4 separate regions of the Mus musculus genome follow, and all the other regions are linked to region 3. A link is a loop called in an ENCODE intact Hi-C map of the cell type or tissue named here. Cell type or tissue: left cerebral cortex. All regions are shown on one strand. Links, peaks and the distances in the headings refer to the core of each region. The heading gives the core; the rest is flanking DNA.

The links. Peaks named below come from ENCODE experiments on the same cell type or tissue, not always from the same donor. Only the 100,000 strongest peaks of a DNase experiment are listed, where the experiment ranks them.
Region 1: a loop joins it to region 3, with 4 times the contacts of the local background. A loop is called at or near these places in 6 of 42 quality-filtered maps.
Region 2: it touches region 3 in a loop (4-fold over the local background); 7 of 42 quality-filtered maps call a loop at or near these places.
Region 4: it touches region 3 in a loop (4-fold over the local background); 9 of 42 quality-filtered maps call a loop at or near these places.

The regions. Positions count from the first base shown.
Region 1 is chr5:86,160,568-86,168,443 of GRCm38, forward strand. Uba6 (ubiquitin-like modifier activating enzyme 6) reads right to left here. Exons shown (of 33, transcript NM_172712.2): 3 at 4,130-4,224; 4 at 3,512-3,540. Among named protein-coding and RNA genes, the nearest start is that of Uba6, 8.2 kb to the right of the region's middle. In left cerebral cortex, for the core only: no CTCF peak of the experiment used is centred there; no DNase peak of the experiment used is centred there.
Region 2 is chr5:86,141,974-86,149,849 of GRCm38, forward strand. It overlaps Uba6 (ubiquitin-like modifier activating enzyme 6), which reads right to left. Exons shown (of 33, transcript NM_172712.2): 11 at 6,896-6,958; 12 at 5,832-5,908; 13 at 5,102-5,168; 14 at 2,362-2,505; 15 at 432-499. Among named protein-coding and RNA genes, the nearest start is that of Uba6, 27 kb to the right of the region's middle. In left cerebral cortex, for the core only: no CTCF peak of the experiment used is centred there; no DNase peak of the experiment used is centred there.
Region 3 is chr5:86,816,040-86,823,915 of GRCm38, forward strand. It overlaps Ythdc1 (YTH domain containing 1), which reads left to right. Exons shown (of 17, transcript NM_001347375.1): 3 at 425-753; 4 at 868-1,294; 5 at 4,047-4,136; 6 at 4,594-4,647; 7 at 5,213-5,307; 8 at 6,557-6,665; 9 at 6,752-6,869. Among named protein-coding and RNA genes, the nearest start is that of Ythdc1, 16 kb to the left of the region's middle. In left cerebral cortex, for the core only: no CTCF peak of the experiment used is centred there; a DNase peak (open chromatin) is centred at 4,488.
Region 4 is chr5:86,150,647-86,158,522 of GRCm38, forward strand. Uba6 (ubiquitin-like modifier activating enzyme 6) reads right to left here. Exons shown (of 33, transcript NM_172712.2): 7 at 3,708-3,788; 8 at 2,180-2,302; 9 at 1,921-2,044. Among named protein-coding and RNA genes, the nearest start is that of Uba6, 18 kb to the right of the region's middle. In left cerebral cortex, for the core only: no CTCF peak of the experiment used is centred there; no DNase peak of the experiment used is centred there.

The DNA.
Region 1 (7,876 bases), core at 2,917-5,416, 660 kb before region 3:
CAGAGGAGAAACTACACAGTGAGAAGCTCTAAACTTATGACATTAGCATGTTATAAAAATCAACATAAAGAAAACATTCAGAAAAAACATATAAAAACATTTAAAAATTCCAAACTCCATATGATAAAGGTAATGGAAAAACTAGAAAAAAATGTAACTTTTATCGCATCACATACCATATAGAAAAAGATGAATTTATAATGAATATGCTGGAATAATATATATTTTATTGCTCTTGAATATGAATGCTGAATATGCAATATCTTCTCCATCCACTAGATAGACTGGCAAAGTCCAATGATTTGACAACAAGTTGCATTATGATGGTACTATGAGGTACTCAGCCTCCATGGAAAAAAATTCAGTATAACCTCTGGCAATAAGACATATATTTCCCCTTGAACTGAGCAATCCTATTTTTTTGAATCTGTCCAAAAGACATTCTTAGAAAGATTCAAAAGCACTTACAGCAAAGGTTATTAAGTATAATTCTATTAAAAACACTAGAAACAAAATGTACATCATCATGGGAAAATTTGTCCAACGTGATACATGTGCACAACTTTATCTTCAAATGACTATTAAAAAAATAAAACAAATAATTATCACTATGCAGTAATCGTAGGGACAGGATGTTAAACAATAAAAAGCAAGGCACTTTAAGAAGCACAGGAAGAGACACATACATAAAGTTGAATGGAATATTTATGCATACATATATTTGCTTATATTTAAATACAAATGAGTAAATAAAATTTAAAAGTGGATGGTCTTAGGAGGGAAAAAGAGTATAGAAACCAGACTAACCTGAAAATATTTTTTATTTAATGCTTAAAGTTGAATGAAATAAACATAAAAAGTAATAATATTGAATTTAAAAAGTGACACTAAATGATACTTAGAATCCAATCTGAAATAATCCAAACTGCTTTTATGTAGTTGGCACGATTGACTGGAGGAGTTATTGAATATGATTTTTTTTATAAAGCTATCAGTCAAAAGTAAGGGATTTTAGAAAAGGATAAAAGATATAATTTTCGATGGCCTAGTCGGCCATCACAGGAAAGAGAGGCCCATTGGACTTGCAAACTTTATATGCCCCAGTACAGGGGAACACCAGGGCCAAAAAGGGGGAGTGGGTGGGCAGGGGAGTGGGGGTGGGTGGATATGGGGGACTTTTGGTATAGCATTGGAAATGTAAATGAGTTAAATACCTAATAAAAAATGGAAAAAAAAATAAAATCCATATCTGAAAAAAAAAAAAAAAGAAACAGGAACATCACAAGTTTGAGGTGAGCTGGGGCTAGTAGATGTATAGCAAGACATTTTCTGAAAAAGAGCTCTGTCTTTCTCAAATGATTTTCTAAAATGCATATTAAAATAGTTAAAAAGAACATAGATATGTAGAAAATATCTATTGATTGAAATGTGTAATAGGAAAATTTCAAATGTGTCCAAGGAATTTTCAAGTGTTTTTTCCATATTTGTTATTTAATTTCAATTTAAAAATTGGAAAAATGAGATGTGATTCATATTGCTTTGTAAAAAAAAAAAAAAAGATATAATTTTCAGTAATTAGTAATATTTAAATTGTATTCTGAAACCACGTCATATAAGTAAAATATAATACAGGGCAAATGGACTGTCATTAAAAACATGAATTTTACAATAAAAGAATATGTACAAAAAAGGAAAGTAAAAAAGTAATCCATTCCTACAAGGGAATTAGAAACGTATTAAATCTGAATACAATTCAGTGCTTCCTGATGACTAACGTTTCATCTTTATCCCTCAACAAGACTTAAAATGACAAAGACTCCAGGTGTTATGCCACAAAACCTCAGAAACGTAAAGATTCCACTGGAAAGATGAACCAATTTTTATATTAAAAATAGACTATACAATGAACAAAAACACAACACAGTATATTTAAATGCACAAGTTTACCATGGTACATATGTAATCAAAGTTCAATAGTCACAGCTGAGGGATGGTCAGGATGACTTTTGGGGGGGTGGTAAAAATTCAGAATTTATCCTGCTTTTGTACATGCAGTCTATAAACTTTATAGTGAAATCAGGTAATCAATAAAGAGAAAAATATTTCTAAAATACTATTACAATTAATGAACAAAGGGGAAATGACAACTATAATTAAGGAAGTAATGAATTAAGATTCTGATGGTTAATGGCTAAAGTAATAATGAAGAAGAGAAAATAGGTTATTATTGTCTCCTGGTAGGACATAGTATACTTCCTGTGAAATAGTCTTGCTAAAGGAATCAAATCTCATTTTGACTCTGGCTAGGACTACCGGTTTATAGGAAAATATAAGACACAGTACATGCAACATTTTTTTCCCATTCTTTCTATTTTGTTGGAGATAGACCTTGCTATGTAGCCCTGGCTGGCCTGGAACTCGCTAGGTACACTAGGCTAGGTCTTCCACCTGTAAGTCTTTCTCCTTCCTGCCTTCGAAAAGCTGGAATCAGACACATGCCACTATAAATGTCATAAAATAGCTACTTTTTTCATTAAATAAATTTTGTTAGGGTGAAAAAAAATTAGGGAAGGAAAACCTACAGATTAAAAGAAAAAGATACAATATACAGATTCTCCTTGGCTCCTGATTAGAACAAAATAAACTTTAAAATAGATTTGTCAACAAAACAAAGCTGAACTCTCAACTGGGCATTTTGTGCTTATGCTAGCAAGGTTCCACAGCGGCACTAACACCCCATACTTCTGAAAGTTAGGCTTTTGGATAACCCTCTCCGCTTGATTATGGGCTAGTGTTGTCTTTCTCTCGTTTAGTGCTTGATGAAGCCAGCTGTCCAACTATCAGCAGCTCTATGGAAACAGGCTAGAAACTGAGAGTAACCTCTGGTCCATAGCCAGTAAGAAACAAGGTCTGAAGTCCCACAACCTGGCTGGCTACAACCAAATGTGAGCTTTGCAAACAAATTATTTGACAAACTACACTCAAAATGACTACAGATCCTATAAATACTGTTTGCAGTCTTGTGAAAGATAGTAACCAAAGAACAGGCTAAAATCTTTGCGCATGCAAACTAGGTATAACAAATGATGCTGTTAAATTTTGAAGTAAATGATTTTATAGTAATAAAAAAACTAATACATTTAAGGTGTTGAAATGGTACTAAGTTGTGGTTATATTAAAGATATATACTAAAAATATTTAAGAATGATAAAACAGCTTGAGTTCTTATGAAAAGAATTTAGCAGTTGCAGAGAGCAGGGACGGGGAAGCAAATATATAAAACGTACATGTATGCCGAGTTGGTAACCTAAGCTGTGTGATAGGAAATAAAAAATGTGTTAGGTGACTCTTTTTATGTTTAAATTTTCAATAAATTAAGAAAAAGAACAACAGCATTAATGATTCAGGTATGTAAAATAGAAAACAAGACAAAGTACACGATCACTGAAATTCAGCAAAAAACGAAACAGTTCACAATAAACAACTTTTCATTCTGAGGGTAGACACTCACCTTAATCCCTGCAAGAACAAGATTCTTTGCTGTAAAGGAAAAAGAAAAAAGAATAACTTAGCTTTGTAAATTCATACCAAACAGATTCATGGAGTTTCATCACACTTCTGAGTAACTGTAACTTTTTTTACTTGTTTAAGAAAGTTAGAAAATACGAACTGATACAATTTTGCATAATCAAAGCGTTAAAAGATATCTATTCATTTTTCAGTGTTTTAATGAACACACTATGAAACCATAATAAAGTAAGAATCATCATTTAGCCAGGTCTAGTGGCACATGCCTTTAATCCCAAGGAGACAAAGAGAGATGGATATTTTTCTGAATTCAAGGCCAGCATGGTATACATATTGAGTTTCAGACAGCTAGGGATATATGGTAAGACCCTGACTAAAAAAACAAAACACAGAACAAAGGTATGCTATGTAATAGTTATTAAGGTTACCAAATAAGTATTGGCTTTGTTTTTGGTGGAAGATCATACCTCTGCTACAAAATATTTTGTTAAAAAATTTGACCAATATTTGGAAGCTAATTTCCTTTAAAGAAAATAAGAGTAATATTTTTTATCTTACGCAAAAGTATCATAGAAATTATAGGAAAAAAAATACTGCTTACCAATTTCCACTCCAAGACCACCCATACCACTTAAGAAGACACAGGACTTGGCCATCTTCTGCATTGCTGTGTCACCAAGAACATATCTCTGGCGACTATATGTAAAGCACAATGAAAAACAAAATCATTATTTCATCAAATAAATTATGCCTTAAAGTTTCATTAACTAACAGCTACAACACTCGATTCTATCCAGAATTGTTTTAGCTAAGTTATACGGCATTTACAGCTAACCAACTGAATTGCTAGCTAATTAACTAACATACTTTAAATATGATGTCATTTGTCACCACAATCCACATTCTAACAGAGCAGAGTTGAGCAGGAGCTGTCCTCTTTATACAATTATGTTAGGTAGACTCTCAGTGTTCCACTCCCTCCTGTTACTCTCATTTCATCATTCCAGGGGGTCACCAAAGGCCTGGGATTCTGCTATCTTTGATTTAAAATTCTGATAACAAACAGGATTTTGGAGGGGAAATTTCATTTTTTTTTTTAAGAGAATCGGTCATGCAATTCTTGAGTACTATTTTGCATTGAAGACCTGGTAAAGCACACTTAGTTGGATCTTGTTACGTTATACATCTGAAGATCAAGCAGGATCAGGTCAAGGTTTTAAAAAAAATATGCACTGGAAATTAAAGAAGGTCAGCTCAATGACAAGTCAGTAGCAATTATGTAGATAATACAATTCCAGTAAATTCTTACGAGAGTCAGAAGTAAGAGTTTGGTGTAAGCAAGAAATAGTTTTAGTAACCTTTGGTTATATTTACTTCTGAAATTAAAGCACTGACATATTTAATGTATATTAAAATAATTTACATATTTTAGTATTTAAAAGCCTAGAAGTGTTGCCTAGTTAGATGGAAAGTGTTGCCTAGTTAGATGAAAATTTGAATCTTTATCATTTCCTTCCTTGTTCTTTAAAAAAAAAAAAAAAAAAGATTAAACCAGAACTTTTAGCGAGTAGGTAAGTTTATTTACTTGGAGTGCTAAGGAATGACCTCAGAGAAGGAGAACAATCTATCAACTGGGCTGTATCCCCAGCCTAAAACCAAAAAGTTCATCTTCAATCAGTACATAAGACTTTAGAAGTAAAAACTATACATTTTCTCCCATTACGTCTGTTAAGAGTGTGTCTGGCCTGTTTTCATCTTTATGTGAATTAGCTCATTTTGAATATGTATCTTGTTTCTTTGAATAAAATTACATTGGAGATTCTCCTCTGAGGTTATGGTTTTTCACTTTAAAGTTTTTACTTTAATTAAATATCATTTTCTCCTTCCAATCTCTTCTCCCTGACTCCCTATACTTTGTGTGTAAGATGCCAGAGCTTATGAATTTGTGAGAGAACAGAGACATGCACACACATGTATATGAATATATACTCCTAAATACATAAAATCTGTTCAGTCTATATAATGTGTATACACTCATGTATATATATGCTCAGGACTGACTGCTTGTTATTAGGAAGCCAACTGGAGGACACTTTCTTGGCTACACTATTTTCCCCCACTCTCAGCAGTCCTTAGTTGCCTTTAGTTATTTGTCTAAGGTTGGGACCTCTTGAGATTTCCCTCTTCCACATTAACAGGATTTATTTATACGTACATGTGGGGGCTGTAAGGGTGACCACAGGGGCCAGAAGAGGGTATCAGACACCCCAGAACTGGAGTTACAAGAGGTTCATGAGCTGCCTGCTATGGGTGCTAGGAAGGAACTGAGTTTCAGCTTTCTGCAAGATCAGTACGAGTTCTTAACCACTGAACAATCTTACTCATCCACGTTTATGAGATTTACTCATTTGGATTAATGTAAATACTCAGTGATTTTCATTTTTTCTGACCTTTTATACCAATGACACTACTAAGTGTGTATGCCATAAAGCAGTGAAAAGGACCAGGAAAAAGAAATCACCTAGTTGTTTACTTTGAGAAAGTCCTAGCTACTAAAAATTTCTACCTTTGCTAAAAGAACACTATGTTCTCATATTTTAACACAGCAGTCCTAAGTGCACTTTCTTGAAGCTATATAGAACTCATCTAATCTCTCTGAAGATTATATTACAATAAGCATCTTCTCTCTTAACACATCCAATTCTGTAACTCCTAATACAAAATGATTTCATTCCCTCTGAATAGTCTAAACATTTTCTGGATGTATGTCAATAATCTTCATTACATGTCAATACTATTTACTAATACCAATATTCCAGGAGGTTGGCAAAATGCCTAAATGGTTAAGAGCATTTGCTACTCTAACAGACAACCTGGATTTGGTTCCATCTGTAACTCCAAATCCAGAAGGATCTATGCCTTCTTCTGACCTCTGTAGGCTTCAGCCATGCATGTGGTGCACATACACATGCAGATAAAAACACTGCATATATATAACATGAAAATATCTAACTTTTAAAAAAATATTTTAGGTTTTTAATGTATTCACTGTGCAGAGAAAAAATAGGAAGAACTTCATAGGGGTACTATAAAAGGTCACATAGTAAAAAAAAAAAATAAAATATTCAGCAAAATGACTATGATATGCCACTCACTATGAGACAAATAATCAAACAATTCTATAAGTAATACACAAAAGTACCAGAAACTATGCAATGCAGAAGATGACTTGTATATAGTTAGGAACAAACACTTTCAAAATGAGGTTAATTTAAGCTGAATTCTAAAGAGTTCAAAGAAAGATGGCTCAGTGGTTAAAAGACTGACTGCTCTTCCAGAGGTCCTGAGTTCAATTCCCAGCAACCACATGGTGGCTCACAACCATCTGTAATGGGATCTGATGCCCTCTTCTGGTGTGTCTCAAGACAGCCACAGTATACTCATATAAAAAAAAAGTTCAAAGAGTCATCAAATAGGAACAACACAGAATGCGGCTCAGTTGGTAGAATATGCCTGCCTGGCAAGCACAATGCCCTGAGTTCAATCCCCAGCACTGCATAAACTGGGCCTGGTATAATTCCAGCTCCTGGGAGGAAGGGGTCGGAAGGATCCAGAAGTCATGTTCATCCTAAGCTATAAATTTATGGCCAGTCCTGGTTACCTGAGACTCTACTTTGGACCATTGTGAAACTATAGGAATTAGATCCATTCTCCTGTTTTAAATAACTGGAGAATTTAAAGTTAACTGTTTAAATCACAGTAATGATACAGTGTGAATTTATAACATGCATACAACTAAATATAAGACAATAAGAGCACAAATTTTCCAATAGAATAAGCATACTAATGTATAGTTTTATGAAACTCTGATAATTATAGTATATTACTAGTGGTTATATAATTATATAGTTTATGTAGTTAAATAAAAGTTTAAAACTAATGATAATTACACTCAATGAAGTAAAAACTAAGAAGTAGGGCTGGAGATGTTTCAGAAGGTAAAGTGCTCAGCACAAGCCTGATGATTTGAGTTTTATCCCTGGAGCTATGGTAGAAGAAGGAAACCTCCCCAAGTAGCACCATCAGCTGGGAAACTAGCATTTCATTCAGTGTGTGTCGATATTTCATATTCAAACCATAACATTATGACTCATCCTCCAGTCTTAACAGTTCTAATATCACACTAGTATCAAAAGTCTAAGTCCACAGCATATTCTGTGATGAAAAGCAAACTCTTAGCTGTGAGCTGAAAAATAAAAAACAATGTTACATACTTCTAAGATAAATTAGCATAGTGAGCATTTTCACCTATTTGAGATAGAGAAGGGAAGGACAGAGTCAAAGCCAC
Region 2 (7,876 bases), core at 1,779-4,278, 680 kb before region 3:
GTTTTTAGAGGAATCTACAGAAGGGATTTGGAGTTATTAATTCATTTACACTGAAGGCAGAACTCTGGGTTCTGTGGTTTTCTGAGATAATGAAATCTCTAAAGTTTTAACTGATTTTGAATTTATGGCCTCAAATGGAAAGAGACTTATTTTTAAAAAAATCATGTATAGCAATCTTATTCATTAATATTATGGCTTTTGAATGCTAACCACTCTCATGTATATAAGCCGAAAATCTGTATCACTACATATAAAGTGGTAAAAAGACATAGTACTACTGCAATATTTAATCACTAGGCAAAGAAGTAACAAACCAAGAAGTAAAATGTCAGGAGGAAAGACACCTAAGAGAGGAATGCTTACACAAAATTGTTCTATCTCTGCTTCTTAAAGAGATACTAAGAAAAAAATAATCCAAGTTTCAGCTTTACCGTGGGAGAAACTCTTCATGCCCAGGATTGCCTAGGGATTCCACAGTATCTGCTGCTTCAAGGTACAACTGAAGACAAGATTAAAAACATAACGATTAAGACTTAAGTCACTAAAAAAACCCTGCAGCTTTTCTCTTATAGTTATTTAATAATCGTGGAAGATAATAAAAATGGCAATTCAATGTAAAGTATTAGAAAAATCATGGTTATAACATATATTCTTAAAACTGAGAAACCTAAAAGGACTGTTAAAGGTATGTAATTTAATTCATATCACTTATCAATCCTAAGGATAATTTTATTATTTTTTTTTAATATTTAGAGGAAATTTTACCTCAAAATCTGTTCATAACTACAAAAAAACTTTGGAGTTCCCATTCAATTTTAGTTACATTTGAATAAACAGTATGATTAGCTTGAAAAAAAGTATGTAGAGTGTATTTCCTACTGGAGATATTTTATGTCATCTTTTACCTCATATATAATTATAAAAGACAAGATCCAGGAAGACAGCTTCAACATTTTTAGTTCTGAAAAGAATTTCTTTAACTCGGTAATAATTAAAGAAGTCTTATGCATTGTTTTAGTCAGGGTTTCTATTCCTGCACAAAACATCATGACCAAGAAGCAAATTGGGGAGGAAAGGGTTTATTCAGCTTACACTTCCCACATTACTGTTCATCACCAAAGAAAGTCAGGACTGGAACTCAAATGGGTCAGGAAGCAGGAGCTGATGCAGAGGCCATGGAGGGATGTTCTTTACTGGCTTGCCTCCCCTGGCTTGCTCAGCCTGCTCTCTTATAGAACCCAAGACTACCAGCCCAGAGATGGCACCACCCACAATGTGCCTTCCCACCCTAGATCACTAATTGAGAAAATGCCTTAGAGTTGGATCTCATGGAGGCATTTCCTCAACTGAAGCTCCTTTCTCTATGATAACTCCAGCCTGTGTCTAGTTGACACAAAACTAGCTCATACATGCATATTTTCAATTAAGTAAGTAACTTGTTTTAAATTTGAACAAAATGAGATGATAATATCATTGTAACATTACTATATTAATAACAGAATGTATACTTCATATGATATTAATAGTTAAAACTATGCCAACTTCCACCATCAATTTGTAATCTATTTTAAATAACAGCAGAAAAATGGCATTGTATAGGTGCTGTATTATATTCAAAATCAACTCAAACAGAAAGGACTTAAGCAGTATGCGCAGACTTCCTGCCACTTATTTTCCTTCTTGTAACAGAATCAAATATTTTAATTATTTTTTGTTTTGTTTTGTTTTTCAAGACAGGATTTCTCTGTGTAGCCCTGACTGTCCTGGAACTCACTCTGTAGACCAGGCTGGCCTTGAACTCAGAAATCCGCCTGCCTCTGCCTCCCAAGTGCTGGGATTAAAGGCATGTGCCACCATGCCCGGCTTAAATGTTTTAATTCTTATGATGCTTTTATCTTACACAGCTCTCAAATTTAGACCATTCCTATATTCTCTATCTTCAGGCAATATCAGGCATTAATTAAACCTGAAAATTTGTGATGGCAAACTTTCTACAGAACTAGTTCAAGAGCCCAGAGAACCCCAAAATGGTAACTAAGCCAAAGTACTAGAGAAAAATTGTAGAACAGAAGCAGTGATTTTTAAAGTACATGTAAGGAAATACATCTGAGAAAGCAATTGGGTCATATCCCAACAGACAAAATATATGCTTCTGTTAGCTTCAATTAAAGAATTAAATTTCTGAATTTTGATTACATAATTATTTGCCTTTTCTTTTATAGTTAATATATAATTATATATAATACATAATAGTGTATATAATACTAAATATAAAGATATATTTATACCACACTATAATTAACAACTCATTGATTTTATGGAACACTTAAAATGTAAAGAAATAGGAAATACTGAACTAACCCATTGACACAAGGGCGAGAACTTCCCCGTCACAGCTTTTAAGACTTCTTGGCTAGCAACACCTCCAACTGCAGCAGCGAGTGGTGGTAAAAAGCCTTGGGCAGTCCACGAAAGCCAGTGCACAATGTCAGCATTCACTTCAGGCTAAAACACAAACCACAGACAACAATGATACTAACAGTACTCACAGACAGTACCTGAGACTGCAGGAACTAAGTTATCAATAGCATTAGAATCTAACTTCCAATAAACAAACAAACCCAACCAAACTACCAAATTTCCTTCCTAAATAAAAATACCTTAATCTCATAATAAAATACCAATTTGCATGTTACCTTAAGCAGTGTTTTCTTTTTACTAGTCTCTGTTCAATTCTGCTTTTCTAACTGTGGTCTAGATTGCTATTTAGAGTATCTGGTGTCAGAGAGAAAAACAACTCAATACCCTCTTTTTTGTTGGTTTGTTTCTTGTTGCTATTCTTTTGTTTTTTTGTTGTTGGTGGTTTTTTGTTTGTTTGTTTGTTTGTTTGTTTTGTGGAGACAGCCTTGGCTGTCCTGGAAGGCACTCTGTAAACCAGGCTAGCCTCAAGATCAGAGATTTCTGTCTCCCTGGTACTAGGACTAAAGGTGGGCACCACCACCACCTGGCTTCCCTCTTTCTTATCCCCAACATCAAGTAAATTGCAAAATGATAAGCTTGAGGGAGGAAAATAAAGCAGTTCTAACCTGCAACTCCTCAGCAATGAAGAAACACCAAGCAGCCTTTCTGTGGCTTTGTGGATTTCTTCACTGTTATTTTCTGTAATAGCATCTCCCATTTTCTTGTCATATCGTGCTTTCTTTGTATCCTTTCTCTATCACCTCTTACTGTTTAATTTTCAATATTTCTACATCTTTACTCATTTACCCTAATTCCTAGAGTATTTCTTGTCTACTAGTATTAAAGGTGTAATTCCTATTTACAACTGACATTTATTTTTTTTTAATTTTCTGTATCTGGTTTGTTCTTAAATTGTTACTGTCACTACTATGGTCACTCCTTGAGCAGCAATGAGGATTAAGAGTTCAATAAGAGGATTCCCACAAAGGTTATCATACAAAAATATGATAGAAAAAAAAAAGATGTTATGTCCTAACAGGTGAACAAAGAATATTATATAAACATAAGAAATATGGTCCAGCAAGACAACCCAGTTTGTTTGAACTCAAAGAACAAACATAAAGTGGTACAAGAAGTAATGCAGATCAGAAATTAATGAAGTAGAAACCAAAATAATGAAACTAAAATTCTGTGAAAGGATAAAAGATTAACATAGTGTCAAAATAACCAAAAGGAAATCAAAAGATCAAAAAAGGTGTTTGATAGAAAACACTGAAATGCAGAAGAATGGGAAATACTTACTAAAAAAAAATAAACCAATAACTAAGAAAATCTAGGGAAAAAAAGAATAACTTTCTAGACATCTATGACCTATCAAAACTGGACCAAAAGAATACAAAACCCATCTAAATGGGACATACAATGAGCAAACAGAATGAAACAAAAGGGATAAGAATCCTAACAAAACAAAGTCAGGATCAGAGTTTTATTGATGAGTTCTACTAGATTTTTTAAAGAAACTATAACCCTGCCAAAATTATAATCCACTCTGAAGAGCACAGAACTCTGAGGCGTTAGTAAAAAAGCTTATGGCTGTGGATATAGCTCAGTGGTAGGTGCCTGCCTAGTATACATAAGGCCTGGGCAGGATCTAACTCAGCATTGCAACATTCTACAATGCTTAAGGAAAAAAATATATATATATATCATATATATGACATATATATGATATAAACTATGAGAAAAAACCCAATAAATTAAGTATAAGATTATTTATAAAGCATGTATTTTAATAAGACTTATATAAAAACTATAAACTATCGAGCCCCCAATAATTAAAAAATAAGCAAAGATTTGAAAAGCCACCAAAGAAATGTACAAATGTCAATAGGCACATAAAAACATAGGCTCAGATTAGCTGTAACTTTAGTGAAATGCAGCTCAAATCCATGTGATACACACAAATAATAATGTGGTTACAATGAGAAGGGAAACAGAGTTTTGAAGAGGTTGTTGTTACTGAACCTGATATAGATCTTGTAAAAATGCAACATAGTGAAGCTGCTTTGCAAGCACACAGGTTAGTCACAGTGACTACTCCTTTACTCTCAGCAGCCCTGCAGGCTGAGACAGGTGGATCTCTCTGAATTTGGGGCTGGCCTTCATATGCTGAGTTTTAGACCAGAGAGGGCTACTTAGTGAGAGCCTGTCTCAAAAAAGCGCCAATTTCTTGTAAGTTAAACACCATATTTTACATCTATTATGTGAATTTTCAATGTATTTCTAAGTATTCTCACAAGAAAAATGAAAATATTTATCAATATAAAAATCGATGTATTTGTAGTTTTATCCATAAAACAATACTAACACTAATATAAAAATAAAAGCAGCAAATAATAGTTATTAAATGACACATGGTATTATCAGTACTTTATGAAATAAAATTACTTAATGTTTACAACTTGTAAGCTAAGTTCATCTAATTTTATAGATACATAAACTAAAGTAGAACAAAAGAGCTTCTTTATTAATGCCACAGAATCAGTAGGTAGCATAGGGAAGATCTAAATGTAGGAAAATATTAATATGTATTTATGTTATAAACAAATACATAGCCAACCATAATTTTATTGATACTTACCTTCTCTTCCAAGGTTTCATTTATAGATACTGTTAGCTTCAATAGTTCATCTGAATCCTGCTGACATCTATAGTTTGAAACAAAAATACAACTTCAATTTTTGGAATTATCACCAAGGTTATATTCAAAATATAATACAATGTGTTTTAATCTAACTTCAAAGTTTAATCTAACTTTTAGGTTTTTTTAAGCTTCAAAGTTAGCTGTCTTATAGTCATAAGACATTACGTCAAAATCATGGTCATCTAAGACAACATATGAGACTGAGATTTAAACATACAAGGTAAGAAGCTTGCAATTTCTAACTTAGGCTAGAAAACATTATCACAGATTGCCAGTTCACCAATTAGAAGAGGTTCTGATTTTAAAACCTATAGATTTTAAAGTCTCTAAATATGAAAAATTCCCGTGTGGTATGATTCCATTCTTACAAATGGATCTTTCTACTTCCACCAATAATAAATCACCTTAAATGTCATATTTGTGCAATTTAGCATATTTACCAGTAATGTAATAATGTTACTAGTTATGTGAGTAATGTAATTAAAGGTTAGTTCTATTATCAACCTATAATTTTTGAGACATGGTTTTCATAAAGAGAGGGGGGGGGAAAGGAGGAGGAAGAAGAGGAGAAGAGAAGAAGAAGAAGGAGAAGGAGCAGCAGCAGCAGCAGCAGCAGCAGCAGCAGCAGCAGCAGCAGCAGCATTAGTTTTAGAACCAAAAGCATTACCTGATATTTGGCTTACGGTTATAGTTCTCCTGAAACTGGTCCAAGGCAAGCATAGCGAGATGAATCTCTAAAGGTGCCTATTTGGAAAAAAAATATTGTCCAACATTTGTTAAGTGCTATAGATTAGGGTAAATGTTTTCCAACTATTATTTAATTTCACCCTCATAATAGAGTGTAATATAATGATTACCATTAGGAAAGTTAAATGATTTGACATCAACACAATAAAGGTATTTTAAGAAGCATTTTCCAAATAATTAGTGTTTACTAGGTTATTCATAATAAATATCAGCTGAATGCCAATAATAAACATTTGTACCACTGGACATGGTGACACTTTTAGCCTCAGCACCCAGGAGGCGGCACTCGGAAGCAGGTAGATCTCAGATTTCAAGGTCAGCCTGGGCTATGTATACGCCCTGACTCAAAAATCTGAAACCAAATCCAAAACCAGAACCACTCCAGAAAACATTTATAAAAAAAAAACAACTGTTTTTTTAAATTAGTGTTTATAAATTTGGAAACTGTTCATTTCTTATCATAATATATTTACTGTTAAGATAAGGTATCATATCTAATAATATAAAGTGGAACATAACAGCTTCAGGGTGTATCTCCCTGTACTACATAAAACTCTGTGGCCAGTGAAATGGCCTACCACCAAGCCTGATGACCTCTGATGGAGTCCAGCCTCTGACCTCCAATCAGATGCTGTATTATCTCCTTGCTGCTCACCTGCTACCTCCCCTGCACATAAAATAAACCAATGTCCAATAGAACTGCATAGTTGAGAAAAATCTTACAGTAATGCCCCATCTATATATATATATTACTAAAATTACTTAATTATCAAAGCTAGCAAATCACCAAAGTACAACTTCATTCTCCTCTACCATTTTGTGGCATGAATTCTCATTTTAAATCCTTCGATTTGAACTTTAAATATTGAGGTTAAGAGTAGAACCTTTAGAAACAATGGTTAATCCATTTTAAGTTTTGAATCATTTACCAAATCCCATCCATCACTCCATTGCCCCTTTCAAGCCTTCAAAGTAAATATTTACCTCAGGTTTGCTAAAATCTGCAATAAGGCACCTTGGATGTTTTATCTGGCTCTCCAGGGGTTCCTAAGAGAAAAAAAAACCATTATTTCACAGTACATTGAGTGATTATTTTGCAAAACATTTAGGGCACTGGAAGCAACAGATCTTTCTCTAAGGCTGAAAATTGGTGAGGGGGAATTGCTGTAATGTTATAGTTAATCACATAATGTAGTTAAAATGCTCTGTAATATCTCATTACTACACTAAAAACCACTTGTACTACATAGTTACTTCAAAAAAAATTAGTGAAAACTATCTTTATAATCCCAAACTTTGTCCTAATGTAAAAGCTACCATGTATTCTGATATCATTAAGTAACTGAGACTAGTTATGCCTGCTAAGTCTTGGGTAGATATTTCAAGCTAAAATCTGCGTGAGTGTAAAGTAAGAATAGAAAGAGATCTTGAAAACCCCCTATAGCCTGTAGCATAAGCCCAACAACTAAAGACATGTTATACATCTCACACTGAGAAGCAGCCTGTCAATTTAAATAAGACTCATTAGTTCCAAGAAAATAGCATTCTCTACACTCTATTTATCAGCATGTTTTTTTTCATGCAATAGTCAATGTGAATCAAACTACTTTCAAACATAGTAGTTATAATGCAGATTAAAATTGCAGTAACAGGAATTAACAAATAATTGAGCCATAAAGTGTAACAGCTCTTGCTGCATAAATGAAAACACTGTTATCTTTTTTTTTGGGCAGTAAAAAGTATGATAAATTCTTTCATTATTTAGGAGGATATAGCTCCTTTGAGGTATAATCACAATCATACACAAGAAATATTCTAGCTATTAAACCATATAAACTTGTATTTGCCTAACCTTTGCAGTACAGAGGACTGCACCAACTAAGGATGTGTGTAAGCTATAGCGCTACGTCTGTATGTTATTTTTATAGTATCAGTTTGCCCCTGGTTGATTTAACTTTATTCAAA
Region 3 (7,876 bases), core at 3,203-5,702:
GATACGTGTAATACTTGGTGTCTGGAGAGATGGCTCAGCTGGTAAGAGCACTGACTGCTCTTAAAGGTCCCGAGTTCAATTCCCAGCAACTACATGGTGGATCACAACCATCTGTAATGAGATCTGACTCCCTCTTCTGGAGTGTCTGAAGAAAGCTAAAGTGCACCCATATAAATAAAATAAATAAATCTTAAAAAAAAAAATCTTACCGGGGGTGGGGAAATAATACTTAACACTTTTAAATATGAGCGTTTAGTTCAGCAGTTGGGAAGCAGTTTTGTTTACATTTGTTCTAGAGTAAAACTGTTTTAGGAGGTACTTTTAAAAATGCATTTTTTTCTATCTCATGCACATTTATAAATCTTGATGAAATGAATGGAATAATGCAAATACTTCTCTATGTCTTTTTAAATTGTTTTTAAAGGATCAAAAAGAAAAAGTGAGAGAATGGAGTCTACTGACACCAAGCGACAAAAACCTTCCATCCATTCAAGACAATTGATTTCTAAGCCACTAAGCTCATCTGTAAGCAATAATAAAAGAATAGTTAGTACAAAAGGAAAGTCGGTTACAGAATATAAAAATGAGGAATATCAAAGATCTGAAAGGAACAAGCGTCTAGATGCTGATCGAAAAATTCGTCTGTCAAGCAGTTCCTCTAGAGAACCTTACAAGAGTCAACCAGAAAAAACTTGTCTACGGAAAAGGGATTCTGAAAGAAGGGCCAAGTCTCCTACACCAGATGGTTCTGAGGTAGTAAATGTTATTGCAGATAATAAAGCAGTTCTTTTTGAGGCTTTAGAACTCTTTATTCATCTTGACCTTGTCTGTTAATGACTGCTGATTCCCTTTTTCTTTAAACATCAGAGAATTGGGCTTGAAGTTGATAGACGTGCAAGCAGATCCAGCCAGTCTTCAAAGGAAGAGGTGAACTCTGAAGACTATGGCTCTGACCACGAGACAGGAAGCAGTGGTTCTTCTGAACAGGGCAACAACACTGAGAATGAGGAGGAAGGAGGGGAGGAAGATGTAGAGGAAGATGAAGAGGTAGATGAAGATGCAGAAGATGATGAGGAAGTGGATGAAGATGCAGAGGAGGAGGAGGAAGAGGATGAAGAGGAAGAAGAGGATGAGGACGAGGATGAAGAGGAAGAAGAATATGAACAGGATGAGAGAGATCAGAAGGAAGAAGGGAATGATTATGACACCCGAAGTGAGGCCAGTGATTCTGGTTCCGAGTCTGTTTCCTTCACAGATGGATCTGTCAGATCTGGGTCAGGAACAGATGGATCAGGTACTGTTCTATTTTTATTTTGTGTATTTCCTGGCTGTTAAATGATTTAGTATAAATTTGTGCGAGTCCAAGTTTTGTTTCTATGAAAGTGTATTCCAGGCTTTAATTTTATAGTTCTTAATATTTTCATCATTGACAAGAACTTATTCAGCTACATATGCATTTGCTATATACTTACATGTATTTTTCCCACTAGTTATTATAGGACATTTCCAAGGTAGAATGCCTCTTAGTTTTCCATCAAGTAGCCATAGAAACAAAACAATACAGTCTTTTTCTTGAAATATGAGATCTATGCATATGAGTTGACTGAGATAGCTTAGGTACTTGAGAAGGTAAGGCAGGAAGATTGTGGATTTAAGACCAATCTGGTCTGTATAAAACAAAAAAAGTATAGCTTATATGAAGAATCTTTAATTATTCTGAATATATGTAAAACTACTCATAGAATAGAGGGAATTTTTGTACAGGAATTATTATGTTTTGGGTATTGAACCAAGTAATGGGTTTTATTGAAATGATTAGGCCCTGAAATAGTTTTTAGTAAGTTCTTACATGAATCTGTTAATCTAGTTAGATTACTTCATACTATCTTGATTTTATAGCAAATGCATTTCAAATTGAAATGATGGCCTATCATTTTACAATAAATCAATACTTTCTATAGTTTTAAAAGAGATATCTAGAATTCAGAAAATGTCTTATGTGGTATCTATTTAAGATACCTTTTATACACAGATTATTTTTCTTAGGGGTGTGTGTGTGTGTGTGTGTGTGTGTGTGTGTGTGTGTCTTGGTATACATTGCCTGAAAAATGAGGTTACTGTGGAACTTTGACTTGGGTATGCTAGTTTTAAATACCAGGGACCACAATTAATTTCAATGCACTCGTTTTCTAGATTCCACTTTCTCCAGTTTCCTTTTTCTCACAATTTTTAGTAATTTATAAAATGACTCACTGGTTGACTAAAAGCTTTAGTTTTCTAGGAGAGTTTAATTATGCTTTTGATCTCTGAGTCATAACCTTCATGTACTTAAAAAATAGAATTTATTCATATAATATGCTCAGCATTTTTTTGCCATTTCATTTTCTAATGCCAGGTTTGCTCTGCTGTATAAATTTAGTTGGGCAAAATCTCCTGCACTGGTCCCTTCCCACCATATTATCTCTGTGTTTATAAGATGAATTATGCTCTAAGGTGTATTTTGTAACGAATTTGTAAAGTTTTTACTCTTGAAATGATAAAGGAAGAAAGCTTTGAAAACAGTGTACTAACAATTTTCTTTTTTTAAAACAAAACAACAACAACAACAAAAACACCAAAAGATTAGCTAGTCCTAGTGTGCTCATCTGGCTTTAAGTTTTTGGTATCATTACTCAAGAAATGTCAGAATGTCCTTGGTTCATACATTAAATAACATGGGCAATCTGCAACACTTGTTTTAGGGCACATCCTAGTATTAGTGTTTTAAAAAAAAACCAACAACAAAACAAGCTGTAGAAGTATCTTTTTCATTTACTCAAGAAGAATAGAAGACAAGTCTTGTATTCTTTAGCTTGAAGGCCGGCTTTTCAAATTGTGTCTTACAATTGAGGAAATGTATGACTTTAGCATAACTTTGTTTCTCTCACCTCCATGTTTTTATTTATTTATTTTGGTTAAGGTTTCCTATTTGTAAATTTCATTGAGTGTGCTTTAAGAATTAAGAGAGAGGAGAATTTAGTTAACTGAATTTATATAGAAGAGTACTGTATGTGTGACCATTGATAAGTCTTTTTAAGATTTTCATTGTTTTTACAAAAACATACATATTTTATACTTTTTAAATTACATCTTATCTCCCAGCTAAAGAGGTTCAAGGGGTGTATCATTTTATGGCTACAATGGCAAGGGGCTGAATCCAGTTTCAGTCCTCATATGTATTTATAAAGTTCCACACTAAGCGTGATTTTTCTGTGTGCTGAAGATCCCCCATTCTCAGAAGTAAAGACATGGACTGCCATTAAGACCTCAGTGGTACTTTTTTTTAAGATTTATTTATGTATATGAATATACTGTAGCTGTCTTCAGACACACCAGAAGAGGGCATCAGGTCCCATTACAGATGGCTGTGAGCCACCATGTGGTTGCTGGGAATTGAACTCAGGAAGGACCTTGGAAGTCAGTGCTCTTAACCGCTGAGCCATCTCTCCAGCCCGGTAAATTTTAAAGTAAACAAAAAGAGTGATCTAGAGCAGAAATGGTAAAAAAATAGAATTGAAGACATAGAAGTGGGGAAACCAGATTTGGTTATGTTCATATGTGTGTGTTTTCTAGTGTGAATCTTTTGTGTTCTGATGTTTAGATACATCACAATAAGACTTAAGTAATTTACACAAGTCACAGGACTTAGTGTAGCACTCCAGAGTACATTGAAAATACATACTAAGTTTTACTGAAGAAAATTATATTCGCTTTACAAATTTCCCTCCGTTGTGGAAAGCTTTTTTCATAAAAAAGTTAAGTAAGTTAAGTAAGTACCTGATATCTTCTCTGATTCATGCGTTTTTATTACTTGAAATGTGTGACAGTGTCAAACATAAATTTTTAAGTGAGACTGAGGAAGTTCGAGCAATGAGAAGGGGAAAAAACATGATTACTGTTTAAGCGCTGGGTAACAAGACTAGGACAAGTTCTCCTTTGAATTCCTATGCTAGCTTCTTTTGTATTGTGATAGTTTATACCTTGTCTGGATCTTTTGTTTGTTTCAGATGAGAAAAAGAAGGAAAGGAAGAGAGCTCGAGGCATATCACCCATTGTCTTTGATAGAAGTGGCAGTTCTGCATCAGAGTCATATGCAGGTAATCCCACTTGACTTTAGGATCATAGATTACTGACTGGAACTTGCTTTAGAAAGTGTGGAGGTTGTAGTTTAGTGTGAATTGTTGATGTTCATTAGTACTGAATTTTGGCATGTTCAGTGTAATAATTCTAGAGGAGACTAAGCTTTTTCTTATTTTAATCCTGTTCTGTTACTGCTTCAGTGAAATTTTCAATTTTCACATTTTTTTTTCTCTTGGAAGATGATGATTCAGTGACTAGTTTTCTGAGTGGGAAACTGTTCAAATATCAAAAAAAAAAAAAAAAATTCGAACAACCCAAAAAGCAAACACTCGTACACATGGAGAAGTATTTTTGTGTGTGTGGGTGCGCCAGGAAGAATTTGTCTGGAATGAGAATTTTATGTGACAAGACTGTAGAAATTTTGTCTTCATCTATTAAGCTCAATCTGAACAAATGTACTTTGGCTAAATACAGGTTCAGAAAAGAAGCATGAGAAATTATCATCTTCCGTTCGTGCTGTCCGAAAAGGTATCATTTAAATTTGAAATTGTTTTCATTGCATGCTCCATAAAGTCATTATTTTACCTTATTGGTTTTCCATTAGTACTTGGTTTTAGTGTGGTCATGTTCCGATATATCGTGTTCCGGGAGAAAGCATTAAGAACTTAAATAGAAATCTCCCACGCTTTGTATCTGCTTTCTATTGCCTATTTTTCACAATAATTATAGACAGCTTGCGGTATTTTGTTTTCTAGATATGTTGATATATTCACATTTGGACACATGTTTGACAGCATTAATAGTCTATGATCAATCTTTGAATGAACCCTTCAAAAGTTTATAAAACTTAAAGCCGTTGTCATACTTGAGCATGGGTCTGATACATCGGAACATCGCTGGGCGAGGCTGCCCTGCAGTGCTGCCCCTCCTCAGCTTTGCTTTGTTGTGTTGTGCCTGAGCTTTCTAGGCTGACTGGGTGACTTGAGATTTTGCAGTTGAGCTGGGTTTGGAGGGCTAATTTACTATAGTTGGCACACCTGTGTGTAGTAAAGTCCATGGTTAATGAAAATGGAATTATTTTTTTCTTTTCCAGATCAAACCAGTAAACTCAAATATGTCCTTCAGGATGCAAGATTTTTCCTCATAAAGAGTAATAACCATGAGAATGTGTCTCTTGCCAAAGCAAAGGTATCACCGTCAGCCCCATTGAAACATTCCTAATCCTAAAACTTAAGTGAGGCGTAATGATCAATGAAAACTACCTCCAGCTGCCTAAGATGCTTTGACTCTGCTTAGTTGCCAATTCAGATCTGGTCTGTGGCAAGTTAGGAAACCTGGTAGTGGTATGAATTTACATTTCTATCTTACTAGAAATCACAGGAGTGTTGAAGAGTATATAATTTATACCATAATATATGTTTTTTTCTGTTAATATTTCTTTTATATCCAGCTATTAATATATTTATATTTATATCCAGTCACCTGGGTTTAGGAAGAAGGGGGCTCTAGCTGTAAAGGTCCACTGTAGATTTTTACCGGTACTGTTAGTTAGTTGCTGGAGGATACAGAAATAAGAAACTTATGTTTTGTGTTTTACATCAGTTTTTAAAATACCGTAAAATTCTTAGCTTAAGTTGAGTAACATTTTCAACTGATGTTATCAAAATGTTCACATTTCTAACTGTATTTCAGTTGGTAGTATTTCTGATTTGGGTTGATGCTTACTCATAAAACTTTAGAAGGAGAAAGCAATGAGCAGCCAGTTACACTGTTCTTTAACAGTGGTTTTAAGCTGAAATAATAGTGCTGAAATGTGAATGAAGAGACTTGCTCCAAAGAAATGAGAGCTTCGTTGTCTTAATCTTTCTCTTTGGCTTTTTTTAACTTCTTCCTCTCTCTTTCTCTCTCTCTCTTTCCTTTTTACTCTTTCTTTTAAAATATAAATTGGTTAGAACTACTGTAGGAGTCTAAATAGCTTAAATAACTATGTGTCAGCTCTAGTTAAAAAAATCTTTTAGTTACATAAAAAATTTGAACTTATGAAAAACTAGAATTTTTAGCATTTTCACTTATGGTTTTATTGCTGCGAAACCATTTTACATTATGTGATTAAGCACACCTATTTAGGAAGACAGAAGTGGTGATGCACTCACTGTTCAGTAACACATACCTACCATAAAAATTGATTTTAATTTTAGAGTAATTGCAGTGATTGATAAAGAATTCAAGTTCATAAGATTTGCCTGACAATCCACTTTTTTAGATTTTATAAAGTTGTTAATCTTTTCATATTTTATCAGATAACTAATTCCCAGTTAACAAATGAGATTTTTCTGTTAAGTTTTTTTAAAATTTCAAATACCAACATAGTAACTTTTACTTTTTTTATCACTATAGTACTTGATTTTAATTTGTGATCTTTGCATTATTTCTGTAGGGTGTATGGTCCACATTGCCTGTAAATGAGAAGAAATTAAATCTTGCATTTAGATCTGCAAGGAGTGTTATATTAATATTTTCTGTCAGAGAAAGTGGAAAATTTCAAGGTAAGGATAAAAGTAATTTGTTACTTTGGGTATATGAAAATAACAATTGCAGTGACAGTGACAAATGTGATACTGTGGTCCCCTAGGTTTTGCCAGATTGTCTTCAGAATCACACCATGGCGGATCTCCTATACACTGGGTGCTTCCAGCAGGAATGAGTGCTAAAATGCTTGGAGGTGTTTTTAAAATAGACTGGATTTGCAGGTAAATTAAATCAATACAGAGAAAGGGCAACGGGTTGGGAATAATGTTAAAATTCTGTAGTAATTTGATTAATTTATTTAGTTTCTGCTGCCCTTTTGGGGGTGATGGGATTCTTTATTCTTAGACTTACTATATTGATGACATTGGTGTGTTAAACTTAAAAACAATGTTTATTTATTTAATTTTTTTTACCTGTTCACTGCCTTAATAAACTCATATTGAATGTTAAGGAAAAATAAAGTTTTCCTAGCAGTTGTTAAGATCTGATATATTTATTTCATTGCAAAACAATTACTCTTTTAGTTGTCTTAACAATTTTGGGGCTATTTATTGCCGCACAATTTTTAAGTTTTTTTTTTTTTTTTTAAAGATTTACTTATCTTATGTATGTGAGTATGTGGTCAGTGTTTTACATTTGTAATCCCATTACAAATGATCGTGAGCCACCTTGTGGTTGCTGGGAATTGAACTCAGGATCTCTGGGAGAGCCGTTGGTGTTCTTAACCACTGGGCCATCTCTTTGGCCCCAGTTTGTATTTTTACGGACATAAGCAGTACATGTTTAACCTGCTTTCTGGTATCTTAAAAAGGATTAAGACTTAATTATGTTTATTAGAGAAATTGGTGTAATTTTTATAACATGAGTTAACTATGTAACATGAGTTACATAAAAAACTTTATGGTGATACCAAATCATTGTACAGAAAAGGCTAATTCAGCAAGTTACATGTGACATTAAATAATGTTACATGTGACATTAAATATATGAATTTCATTGATGAGTTGACTTTGTTAGAATTCAAAGGAATTAGAAGTATATGTTACAAATAAGAAATGAAGTGTGGGGACACAGGTCAGTAATACCAACACAAAGGGCTGAAGCACAAATATCACTGAATTACAAGCCAGGCTAAACTTTATATTAAGTCAAGACTGAGGAGACAGATGAGACGGGTAAATACTGTTCTTTCTGTTGATGAAAGTGGAGGAGGATGGAAATGCTCCAT
Region 4 (7,876 bases), core at 3,323-5,822, 670 kb before region 3:
CTTAATTAAACAGTAAGTTCTACTAATCACCAAGTAAATTACAATACTTATAAATATATAAGTGATTCTTAATAGTCATACATTAAATAGAAAAAAATAAGCAGACTCCAAGCTAATTTGATATTTGGAAAGAGGAGGAAATCTACAGTGGGACTCAATCACAACGCTATTTAAATGCACGTGTAGACATATCTATATTGATTGTATAAGACATAAATATACATATACTGTTTAAGAATTAACATGTTTTATTTTAGTTATTTAATTTTTTCATAGAACAAAACTATCTTAAGGCAGGAAGCATCAAGTATTAAGTGTTTGATTTAAGCAACTTTTACCCAAAAGTAATCTTTTTTCCTACAAATAAAGTGGGTTTTAGGGGCTGGTGAGATGGCTCAGTGGTTAAGAGCGCTGACTGCTCTTCCGAAGGTCCCGAGTTCAAATCCCAGCAACCACATGGTGGCTCACAACCATCCGTAACGAAATCTGATGCCCTCTTCTGGAATATCTGAGGACAGCTACAGTGTACTTACATATAATAAAGAAATAAATCTTTAAAAAAAAAGAATAAAGTGGGTTTTAATGTAAAAGACTTGATTTGTTGCTGTCAGGCAGTTTCTTACTATATAGGTAGCTCTAAGCATCTCATCTGATCACCACATTCTAACACTAAATGGTAGCCAACGTGAACAAATATAATTCCGAATTATCAAGTTAGCCAACTTTCCCTAAACAAATACAAATTCTTTAACATTATGATCTGAACCTCTATTTAAGACAAATGTACTCAAACATCAAATTAGAAAGCGTTTGCATACCAAAAAACACCATCAGCAGGAGGAGTGACCAGCCATAGAGTAGAAGTAAGTAATCTGCCAGCTGTATTTCAAAACTGCTAATATTGAGACTAATTTCAACGACACAGAACAAATACATAAAGCTGCTACACAATCAATAGGTCAATGAACTTACAGAGTTCTAAAGAAAAAACCTGGCAATACATATCTTTAAACGTGCTCAATATCTTTAGTCATCAGGAAAATGCAAATTAAAACATATTTATCAAAATCAAACAACCCAAACAAAAATGACAAATGCTGGTGAGGATGTGGAGAAAACGGACCCTTACTGGGGGTGATTATGGTAACTGGGGCAATCACACCTGACTGTACTTTTTAAGTGCCCAAAAGATACAAGTGAGTCATCACTGTCCTTCAACTATGCAAACATGCCACAAAGTTATGCTGCAAATTGTATAGCACTTTATATTTTAAACACAACTACAGGTAAAATACAAATTATATAGATTAATAATGATATAAATTACTTCAAATGGGCCATACATTCCCATTCACTATCAACTTTCCACTTTAAAAATGGGTATTCTCTCAAAGCTCTGACTTTAGCATCCTCTATCCCCTTGAGTAATAATCTGTAAGTCCTCTAGAAGCAAGGCAAAGAGGGGAAAAAACAAAGACTCCAAACTTGCCTGCTTAAATATTCAATTCAGTGAACACAACATAGATTTAACAATCATCTCCATTCACTATTTCACTGCCATCTCATTCACACTTGAATTATCATCATATATTCTCCAAAACCTACACAACTTCTTACATCCCTAAAGTAGGTTGCTCAAGCAGGAATCTTTGTTCACCTACAATTTTTCATAACTGTATTCTTACTCGTGTAAAGATTTGAAATTTCAACTTGTATTTTCTCATAGTGTATTTCTACACTTCACTTTCTTCCTTGTAGTATTACCACGGTTCAGTATGTCCTCCCTTGAATATACTGATTTGAAGCTCAGAGATGTGAATCAAGTCAATATGAGGCGATGTGTTCAAAACACCGAATGAAGTATATGTTTATAAATAGGCTAAATAACTAAAAGTAAATTAATAAAACATGTAAACTTACCAGTTATCTGTTGTACAGATCCATTTAAGCCTGTCATTCCATGAATTTCTCGAAATGTTAGGAACTGTCCTGTCTCAAGCTTGTGAGGATGACTTTCAAGGCAAGTGACAATACCTGGATTAGCCTAAAAATAAGAGTAGGTTATTGACCACCAAGTTTTTATATTCTGTTATTTTTTTACAAGTTTTTACAAATAATCATCTATGAATATTAAAAATTAGTATTCTTATACTCCTAAATTGTATTAAAATAATCATACTTGCGTTATGTTTGAAATGAAAATTTCTTTTGGTTCTTCTCCTGTTGTATCTGAAACTTCAAATTCATCACCAAAATCACAAAACAACCTGGACCAAATTCCATGTACATCTGCACTAATGAACTGAAAAGACAAAAATAAATGTATGTGAATAGAAAAAAAACCACTTCAGTTATCTTACATCAATTCATGACTTCATTTAGAATTAAGTATATTCCCTGAAATGTAACATTATTCATGTACAGAATGAATCATTTATAAATTAGTTTGGGGGTTAAGAAATGTGGTATTTGGTGAGTGGGTTTCTGACACAATGAAATTAAAAATACCTTCAATGTATCACCATTACATACTCTTGTCATTTCAATAACAAAAATTCTGGCTTGGTCATAAATTTTAAGTTCAACACATAAGATACAATTATCCTAGTTTAATTGCCTAGGAATGAGTAGTTATTATTTTACAGAAACAGAAATGAGTGTACACTCACCAAAAGCACTAGTTAGTGGAAATTAGAAGAGGACGTTAAGCTGGGAGTAGTCTACAGAAAGAAGGCCACAGACGTCAAAGTGCAAACCAAGCCAAGAAACGTACACATGAGGTTCTTTAATACAGTAACAAATGCTCTATTAAAAATTATTTTTATAATGGCAGTCTCTATCCCAAGATTCTGTAAAAAATTATGTTTTTGTGCTTAAAGCTCTTTCTATAGGCATCACAAGTCTATTCAGCTTTAAAGAAAAACAGTCACATAATTTGCATCACAACGGATCCACTTAAAATGTATCATTAAGGTTGTACATTCTCTGGAGGAAAATTCAAACGTTCTCCCTATATATTCCTGATATAAAGAATCTAGCCAATAATATACGAATATACGCAAATAAAAGTATCAGTAGGACAGTATAAACATGTACAAAAGAGAACAAGAAAGAATCAGTATTAGATCATGAGAAAAGACTAAATGCAGGCAGTAGACAAAGTATGAAAGACAAAAACAAAGCTCCTTGTTCCAGTTTGAACTGCCTGGGATATTGTTCTAGGTGGTGGAGAACACATTCCATCGTCAGAAGGTAAAATGAAACACGGAACTTTATAACTTTAGAGTGACTGTTTTGTGTAGAAGAATCAGAATGATTATTCTGTGTAGACTGAGACTTACATAGCTGAGTCTTCTTAATTTGGGGGTGTGTTTTGTGTGTGGGTGTGTAGTTATAAATTGTTTCTTTGTTGTACTTTTTTGGTTAGAGTCTCACTACCTAACTTGGAACTTGATGTGTAGCCTGGGCTGGCCTTGAAATGCGCAGGTGTCTACCAGCCTTGCTCCTGACTCCTTAGTGCACCTCTATGCCTGCTTATCTACAAGTCTTTAAAGATAAAAGTTTATTTTAAAAAATCATCTTAGTGTGACTATACACACAAAGCCCTTTATGTAACTTAGTGAAAAGCTATAAACTGGAATATGAAAAATGTTCTTCCTTTAGTTAGCTGAATATTAATATTATAATTATTAAATTATATATATTACCTTAATTGGAGGGCAATGAGAATGGCAAAAATTGTTGATCTTCTTTTGTAATGTCAGTTTTATTTCAGTCAATACTACACACTGTTGAGAATAAAATAAAGATCAGAAAGTACACAATAACTTTTATAATATACCTTCTCAATAGGAAACATATACATTCAAATTCTACCAAAGAATCATAGTTATCTTCACAAAAGTTACTATCCTATATTGAATTCTGGCCTAGAATTAATTATATATAGAAGTACAAAGTGGCAAAACCAAAATAAAAATATAGAAAGAGCATATGCTTACATAAAATAAATTCCTTTACTCTAAAGAACTCACAATTAGAAGCAAACCTTACACCCTATGTTGTTTTGTAGTCTTCCAATAGAGGGCTGGAGACTTATCTGTCGCTGTCCTATAATCACTAATCTAGCTAACAAAACATTACTTTCAGACAAGCTTCAAGAGTATCAATTACAATTTTCAAGGATATTGGTCATAACTCTCTAATTTCTGTATTCAATAGATTTACAAAATAAACCTTTATTTACAATAATATTAGTAAAATCACAATATTATTTAAGATTGCAGATAATTTTCAGTACTTATTTTTTATTAACACTGTGATAAAAGTAGGTGTGAAAACAAGATTTTGATATAGATTATACTGATAGAGGTCAAATAATTTCTTAAAGCCATTTGCCTATCAAACATCAAAACCAATAGGTTCTCAGTTCTATGCTTTCCTCAGTGTTTGTACTCTTATGAGGTATGCCAAGAATGTCCTGATCACTCTTCCTTTTTAAAACCTGAGGCAGGAGGTAATATCTCCTTCATGATAAAAGACTTACTGCCAAACAGCAGGTTCTCTAGCTCAATGTTTCCCTTTAAAGCTACCCACTACCCAATACTCAAGGAGGCATCTACTAAGACCTCTGTACTGCACTGGTTGGGAGAAGAGCAGAATTGGTGGTAGTAAAAAAGGAACCTAAGATAATGCCCATGCCCTAAAGCTTCATCATGTCAATTGTATATATTAGTAAGCTGTGTTATACATCAATATATGCACATACTATATACTGGTAAAGCTAGACATTCTTTTACACTTTTCCCCACACCGGCATGTTTTTATGAGTAAAGACAAACGGACAGACACACACATACTCATAAACCAAGTTTTCTTTATGAACATACTGAAGGAAGGGCATTTACGTTTGCTTACATATGTTTAAGGTGAACAGTGCTGCAGGGAGCATGGGCATGTGCCTCTATGGCAAGCTGATTTCATTCAGATTGGTTATATACCTAGAAGTATGATAACTATGTTTTTTTGTTTTTTTTTTTAATTAAAAAAATTCCCTTTTGTGGTAGATTCTTGCCAGAATGATTTTTTTTTAAAATAATAGCTTTCTAGTTTGAGTGGGTAAGATTTTTGAAGTTTATTTTGTTATTCTTCATTTTATTACATAGTGGTCAGACAGGACACAATATTTTTTTCTTTGAGACAGGGTCTCATGCAGTACAGAGTAGCCATGAACTTTGTGTTGCTAAAGATGACACTGAATTTCTGGTCCTCCTGCCTCCATGTTTAGAGTGGCAAGGCTTTAGGCATGTCCCACATTTATTTAATGCTGGCAATTAAACTCAAAAGCTTTGTGCATAAGCAATCTATTGACTACGCTACATTCCTAGTCTTCACTTCTGTAATTTTTGTGAATGTCTCAAGATTTATTTTTAATGTCCTAATACATGGTATATTTTAAGGAGCGTTTCATGTGCTGAGGACGTATATTCTATACATGCTGCTCAGTATATTAGCTATAGTACTTCAATGTTGCATTTTTGTATGGGAGAGAATTGAGAAAGGGTATCATTATAGTTGGCCTTGAACTCAGGATAACTCAGCATGTTTTTAAGCTATGACAATCCTTCTTTCTTTTTTTCTTTCTTGGCCTCTCAAATACTGGGAGTGTGTTACCACAACCAGCTTGCTGTTTGTTGTGTCTGAAGATCTGTACAATGATGATACTGGAAGTCCTAACACTGTCCTGGATCCTACTTCTCCTTTAGAGCTAATGCTTGTTGTCAGATATTGAATTGATTCCTGATTAAATGACTTGCTGTTTTACAGTTTTGTTTTTGTTTTTACATCTATTCTGTGTAAGAATACCCACTCCTGCTCACTTTTGGTTTACAGTTGCATGGAATCTCTTTTTGTATACACACACACACTTGACATGCAGAGAAGGACTTTGGGGGTTTCTTTCCTATTCTTTTTTTTTTATTTACTTATTCTATGTAAGTACACTGTAGCTGTCTTCAGACACCCCAGAAGAGGATGTCAGATCTCATTACAGATGGTCGTGAGCCATCATGTGGTTCCTGATTACAGATGGTCGTGAGCCATCATGTGGTTCCTGAGATTTGAACTCAGGAACTTCAGAAGAGCAGTCAGTGCTCTTGACCACTGAGCCATCTCTCCAGCTCTTCTTTCCTATTCTAAGAGGATTGCCATATTGCCCTGAATCATGGCCTCTTCTTGAGCAAGAAATATCCTAGCACATTTCTGCTAGGATGGCTGGGATAGCTAGGCTAGCTCTCAGAATCCACCTGTCATAGTCCCACCCCAGTGCTGGCAAAGCCATGACCTGTTTTTTATCTGAGTGCTCCCTCATGCTTTCAGAGAAAACAAACTTAGGTAAACTATCTTCTCAGGCTTGGAATACCTTTTTTCCATTTTTTTTTAACACTTTCAGTCTCTGTGTGCTCACTACTAATGGAGTTCTGATAGACACTACACTGTTGAATCTTGTTTTAGATTCAGTCCATTTGCATCATCTAACTGGGGAATATAGTCCACTTACACTTAAAATTAATATAGATAATATAAGAATGTCCATTTTTTTCTATTTGTTTTGAATATCATTTGTTTGAGTTTGCCTTTCTTCATGGAATGAAAAAAAAATGTCATTCCATCCCCTCTTGTTAAAGTTTCTGTTGAACAGTTTGCTGGCTGTTAAATGAGGGCATCTTAGAATGTGAACTGCTCCTCTATGTGGCTTGGCTCTGCATTTTCCCTTTCTGTGTCTTCTTTCCAAGTGGGGTACTTTCATGTATACACAACAGTAGGTATGGCTCTTTTTCTTCTGGATGTGGACTCCCTTGAGCATCTTTTGACAGGCTGGTCTGGTAGTAATCAATTCCTTCATTTTTTCTGCTGTATCATGAAAATGTCTTTTTCATCTTGGAAGGATAGGTTATATATATCCAAGTATATATAAAGCTTGCTGAATTACTATCTTCTGAAATGGAATGATATTGAGCAAACTACGGTAAGTCTAATGGAAAGATTACATATACTTGTAAATGAGAAAGGCATGAGATCAGGAACTCAACAGTGGGACTTGTACATGTCACACAATTACTGTAAAACTGAGTTTTATTGCCACCTGCCTTCTGTTTCTGGCAATCTTACTACAATATAACAGGGACAGAATTCTGCATGGTCATAATCCCCTTAACTATGGATCCCAAGATTACAGAGGCTTGCAGGTAGAACTTCTTTGAATCGTTTTTTTTTTTTTTTTTTTTTCTTTTCTTTTCTTAGGCATCCCAAAAGGGAAATGTTTGTTTACTGGGTTGTCAATGATCTTCAAAGCCCTTTTCATTTCTTACTTTTTTATTTCAAAAGGCCTGCTTCTAAGCTTAGACAGTCTCTCTCCCTTGATCTTAGTCCACCGTTAGAAACTGTCAACTATATTTGTCTCATTTGTTTAGCTCTTTCTTCCTACTATTTTTCCAAGGTTTTTTTTTAATTTCTTATGTATTGTTTTCTTTAATTTCTTCAAATATTCCTAGAGGTTCTTTATAACCACTGCTTTCCTTTATCAGATACTTCATTACTAAGTTTTCTTTGACATTGGACACTAGAAAGTACTTTTTTACTTTTGGAATTGACGTTTTTCTTGGGTTCCTATTTGTGTTAAAATTTGTGTTTCTGATAGATCAATTTTATGGCCTATCCCTTAGTGTTTTCTGTCAGTATTTATGAAACACAACAAGGTATTATATTAAGAGTATAAATTATATAAGGCCTAGTACTAGCTCTAGCACTTTTTAATCTAAAGACTTGTGTTCATCAGGTACTGGAAATTTTTTCAGTCAAAACTTCTGACATCGTT